Regions from separate parts of the Homo sapiens genome. Here region 2 is linked to region 1. Evidence: read pairs that join two places in POLR2A ChIA-PET (ENCODE). Cell type or tissue: endothelial cell of umbilical vein. All regions are shown on one strand. Region 1 has its middle 68 kb from the start of ANTXRL. Region 2 overlaps LOC124902419 (a long non-coding RNA gene).

Region 1 (2,500 bases):
GGCTTCCCTGGTCTCTGACATGAACTTGTTCTGACTCCCCTTGTAGAGGCCCAGGAATGTGTCCTGCCTTGTCCACAGGGGAAGGCCTCCACCCTGCTCAGCCTGCCTGGCAGAAATGTCCCCCAGCCCTCCTGGAGCCTTAGCCCCCTGAATGTGCCCCACAGCAGACAGCTATCAGATTCCTCCACAGGTGTTCACTCTGTGGCCGGGCAAGTCAGCCAATTTAAACCGTATATGTTTGCCTGTGTGTATATGTTTATGTGCGTGTGCTTTGGGATGTATGTTTGCCTGTGTGTCGATGTGCATGTGTGTGCGTATTATGTATGTGTGTGTGTGTTTGCTGATGTGTGTGTGTTTGTGATTGCATATGTTTGTATGTGTGCATGTGTGTGTGTGAGTGTGCATGTGTCAGCTTTGCCGTCTTTCCTTCAACCTCTGGCTGCTGCAGATGGTGGAGTGAGCTGAAGATGCTAGAGTGAGCTGAGGCTGGTGGAGTAAGCTGAGGCTGATGGAGTGAGCTGAGGATGCTGGAGTGAGCTGAGGATGCTGGAGTGAGCTGAGGATGCTGGAGTGAGCTGAGGATGGTGGGGTAAGCTGAGGATGGTGGAGTAAGCTGAGGCTGGTGGAATGAGCTGAGGATGCTGGAGTGAGCTGAGGATGCTGGGGTGAGCTGAGGATGGTGGAGTGAGCTGAGGATGCTGGAGTGAGCTAAGGATGGTGGAGTGAGCTGAGGCTGGTGGAATGAGCTGAGGCTGTTGGAGTGAGCTGAGGATGCTGGAGTGAGCTGAGGATGGTGGAGTGAGCTGAGGATGGTGGAGTGAGCTGAGGCTGTTGGAGTGAGCTGAGGATGCTGGGGTGAGCTGAGGATGGTGGGGTGAGCTGAGGATGGTGGAGTGAGCTGAGGCTGTTGGAATGAGCTGAGGATGCTGGGGTGAGCTGAGGATGGTGGGGTGAGCTGAGGATGGTGGAGTGAGCTGAGGATGGTGGGGTGAGCTGAGGATGGTGGAGTGAGCTGAGGATGGTGGAGTGAGCTGAGGCTGTTGGAATGAGCTGAGGATGCTGGGGTGAGCTGAGGATGGTGGGGTGAGCTGAGGATGGTGGAGTGAGCTGAGGATGGTGGGGTGAGCTGAGGATGGTGGGGTGAGCTGAGGATGGTGGGGTGAGCTGAGGATGGTGGAGTGAGCTGAGGATGGTGGGGTGAGCTGAGGATGGTGGAGTGGGCTGAGGATGGTGGGGTGAGCTGAGCATGGTGGAGTGGGCTGAGGATGGTGGAGTGAGCTGCCCTGCTAGACACTCCTTATCTGCTCCCAGCACACAACATCCTGTTTCTGGTTTCCATCTCGGTCAGTGGGGCTGCAGGGCAGATGCTGCTCAGATCTGTCTTTGGAGTTATTCCACTTTTTGTCTTGAACTTTCTGGTTGTGTTTCATTTTTCATTAATGCATTTTAGAACTTCGGTCCTTTTAAAACTCTGCATTTGTTATAATTAGCTGTTCTTGTCATATAGTTTTATTCCTTTATCTTTTTTTGAACATTTTATACACCCTTATTTCAATGTTCCTTTTAGATCACTCTATTCTCTTTACTCTCTGGGCTTTGAATCTCCTTGTTTCTTGTATCTGCTGCCTCTCTTTGGGATACCTGGGAGTTTTTCCTCTGACCTCGTCTTCAGTAGGAAATGATTTTCCATGAGAATCCTGGTTCCCCTGGATGAGGACGGTGTCTCCTGGGGAGAATGTCCTGTTTGGTTTTGCTGGAGCCTGGCAGGTTCTCTCAGTTGCAGATGGGTGTAATGTTAGCTCCTCAGCTCAGAGTTTCTGCACCAGCTCACCGCAGACTTGGGCCCTGGTTTCCCACAGATGCCCAGGGCAGGGGGCCTTCCTCTGTGCTAGGTGCTGCTCCGTGGTATTTGTTCCACGAGTCTGCAAACATTGTTTTGAAGTCAGTTTGTAACATCTGCCTAGTAAACAAAAGTAACACTTGTGTCTCCTGGAAAAATGGACTGTCACCACCCCCTTCTCTTCTTCATCCCAGTCCTCAGGGAGGCCCCTGAGCCACTGATGTCTGAGGCCACCAAGGCAGGAAGACCCTGGGGAGAGGGTAAATGGGAGATGCCTCTCAGCCCCTGTGCCTGCTGTCCCCTGGGCCCCAGGGTAGAGCTTCTGCAGACTTTGTTCCTTCCCATTTCTGAGACAGCCTGAGCTGGGGCCACCCTCCCCTTCATGGAGTCCCAGCTGTCAAACAAACACCTCCAGGGCCATCTGTTCTCTGAGCAAGAGTTTTCCTCCTGGGATGCCCCCACCCACCCACAGAAGCAGGGATATAGGGAAGGAAGGACCAGGATTTCTGGTTGCAATAATTGTATCCGTGAGTTTGAGACTCCCAGGTTACCTTTGGACTTATGAGCTGAACTGCTGGGCATTCTGGCCTGGATGTCCCTAGAGCCCCAGAACCTCCACAAGGATCATGAGCAGGGGGTCACTGCCCCAGAACCATGAGG
Region 2 (2,500 bases), 320 kb after region 1:
GGTGGTCCAACTATTCTGTATGCTACTGGAGTGGGAGATACACCACATGGATTTTCAAAATCCAGAGAAGTGTCCAACACAAAGAGTAAACTTTAAACCATGAACTTTAGGAAACAGTAATGCATCAATATTGGTGCATTAATTGTAACAAATGTACCATGTTGTACACTATGCAAGCTCATAATAGGAGAAAGTGTATGAGAGTGAGAAAGTGTAGGGGAACTCTGTATTTTCTGCATACTTTTTCTCTTAATTAAATCTCATCTAAGAAATAAATCTATTAAGTTAAAAAAAATGTGAGGTGTAACATAAAGTCCAGAAAAAGAAGTCTGGTTTAATTTTAAAAGGCACTTGTATACTATGCCATACAATATGCCCAGGAAGAAAATAAAGAAAATATTGTTATATGTGGCAGTATTATCTACAAGACATATCTTAATTTTTTTTTTCTTTTTTTGGCAGAGTCTCGCTCTGTTGCCCAGGCTGGAGTGCAGCGGCACAATCTCAGCTCATTGCAACCACCACCTCCTGGGTTCAAGCGATTCTCCTGACTGTAGCTGGGATTACAGGCACCCGCCACCACGCCCAGCTAATTTTTGTATCTTTAGTAGCGACAGGATTTCACCATGTTGGCCTGGCTAGTCTGGAACTCTTGACCTCAGGTGATCCTCCCACCTCAGCCTCCCAAAGTGCTGGAATTACACGCATGAGCCACCATGCCTGGCCTATCTTAAAGAATTAATACAGAATAGTATCTAAGTGGGATCTCACTTGTATGGAATATTCAGAGGTCTGAGCTTGTGATTACCAAGGAAGTTTGTGGAAGGCCCATGGAAATTATTAACATCTTCAGTGGTAATCTGCGGGAATTCCAGACAAGGGCGAGGATCAGACCTTCAGTTTACACAGTATTTGAAATTCCTATCATGAATAAAACAAAAGGCCGAGGTCTGTACTGTTTTAAATTCTTATCATAAGTACGTATTACTTTCATTTTTGAAAAGACAAACAAAATGACCGCCCTGGAGTCACACAGACTGGAGTGTGAATTCCAGCAACTGAATTCCAGAGTTGAAATGCAGCAGCCATCGTGGGGCTAAGGACAGCCTTCACTACGCTCTAAAGATGGCACAGCACAAATATGGAAAGAACCTGAATCCATGTCCACACTGAGCCACACAGCCCACCCAGAAGCCAGTTACCTCCTAAATTCTTCAGTGGGAAGGTGAACATTCTATAATAATTGTTTAGCTAACTTTCAGTTCAAAATTAACTTACTTGTAGCTGAAAGTGTCCTAAGGAAGACAGCAGCTCAGAGAGGCCTTGTGCGCATGGAAGGAAAGAGGAATGGGTGTTCAAGATACAGCCACTTCCTTGACCCTCTCCCCAAGAAGAAGGGAAGCCCAGCCCTTTGCGGGTGTCATGGGGTAAAGCCCCAAACTGAGGTTCAGCCTGGGAGGCTACGTCGGTTCTTGGCTTCACCCAGGAAGGAATTCAAGAGCCAGCCAACAGAGTAAAGTGAAAGCAAGTTTATTAGGGTGGATCACTTGAGGCCAGGAGTTCAAGAGCTGCCTGGCCAACATGGTTAAACTCCATCTCTACTAAAAATACAAAAATTAGCCAGGCCTGGTGGTGCACACCTGTAGTCCTAGCTACTCGGGAGGCTGAGGCTGAGGCAGGAGAATCGCTTGAACCCAGAGGCTGAGGTTGCAGTGAGCGAGATTGTGCCACTTGCACTCCAGCCTGCAAGACTCCGTCTCAACAACAACAACAACAACAAAATGATGAAGGCAGACCAAAGGTTTGCACCACCATATTTGCACAGAGGCTCAGAGGCACAGCTTAGGGGGGAAAGAGAGGAAGTCCTCTTCATCCAGCCCCTCGTGAGGATGAGCTGCATCTGGAGTCGAAGAGGTAAGTGGGGCCTGTCTTCCATTCCTAAGGCCGTGGTGTCCCCTGCCTGAGCCCCACCCTTCCCACCTTCTCCATCTCTGTCCTTTCTGGAAGCTTCCGCCCTGCTGTCCAGGTTGGCCCGAGCGCCCGAAGATGAAGAAGGGTGGGGGATGCGCAGGGACGGTCCTGTCGGTGAGGGTGGGACTGTCCTCGGGGCCTTGGGAGCCCTCCCCCGCCCCGCCCCGCCCCGCCCCACGGCGACTCCTCCCTCCCGAATCCCCTCAGGCTCCGAGGGTCCCGGCTTGGAGCGAAATGCCCACCAGGAGGCGTCGGGTCCTGTCACGGGCCGCGCCGCCCAGGACCACGCCTGGCCCGGGACCCACGCCAGTCCGGGGACACACACCTAGCCGCAAACCAGACCGCGGGATCAGCCGCAAGCCACCCTCTCCAGCGCCGCCCTGCACCGCAGATCAGGGTAGGAGATTAGAGTAGGAACGCGGAGGGGTGGGGGAGGGGTGGGCGAGGGGTGGGGGAGGGGTGGGGTGGGCGGAGGGGCCTATCTGCTCCCAGTCCCTATGACACAGGGACTAAGAGTACCTAAAGCCCT

What was found. ChIA-PET counts read pairs that join two places held together with the same protein. Peaks named below come from ENCODE experiments on the same cell type or tissue, not always from the same donor. Only the 100,000 strongest peaks of a DNase experiment are listed, where the experiment ranks them.
Region 2: POLR2A ChIA-PET joins it to region 1 with 5 read pairs; 2 of 35 experiments call an interaction of 5 or more read pairs at or near these places.

Annotation. Positions count from the first base shown.
Region 1 is chr10:46,217,785-46,220,284 of GRCh38, forward strand. It overlaps the pseudogene ANTXRLP1. Among named protein-coding and RNA genes, the nearest start is that of ANTXRL, 68 kb to the right of the region's middle. In endothelial cell of umbilical vein, no CTCF peak of the experiment used is centred here; no DNase peak of the experiment used is centred here.
Region 2 is chr10:46,539,174-46,541,673 of GRCh38, forward strand. LOC124902419 (a long non-coding RNA gene) reads left to right here. Exons shown (of 2, transcript XR_007062138.1): 1 at 1-1,914; 2 at 2,179-2,500. Among named protein-coding and RNA genes, the nearest start is that of GPRIN2, 16 kb to the right of the region's middle. RefSeq lists an enhancer at 1,750-2,380. In endothelial cell of umbilical vein, no CTCF peak of the experiment used is centred here; a DNase peak (open chromatin) is centred at 1,028; H3K4me3 peaks cover 238 bases.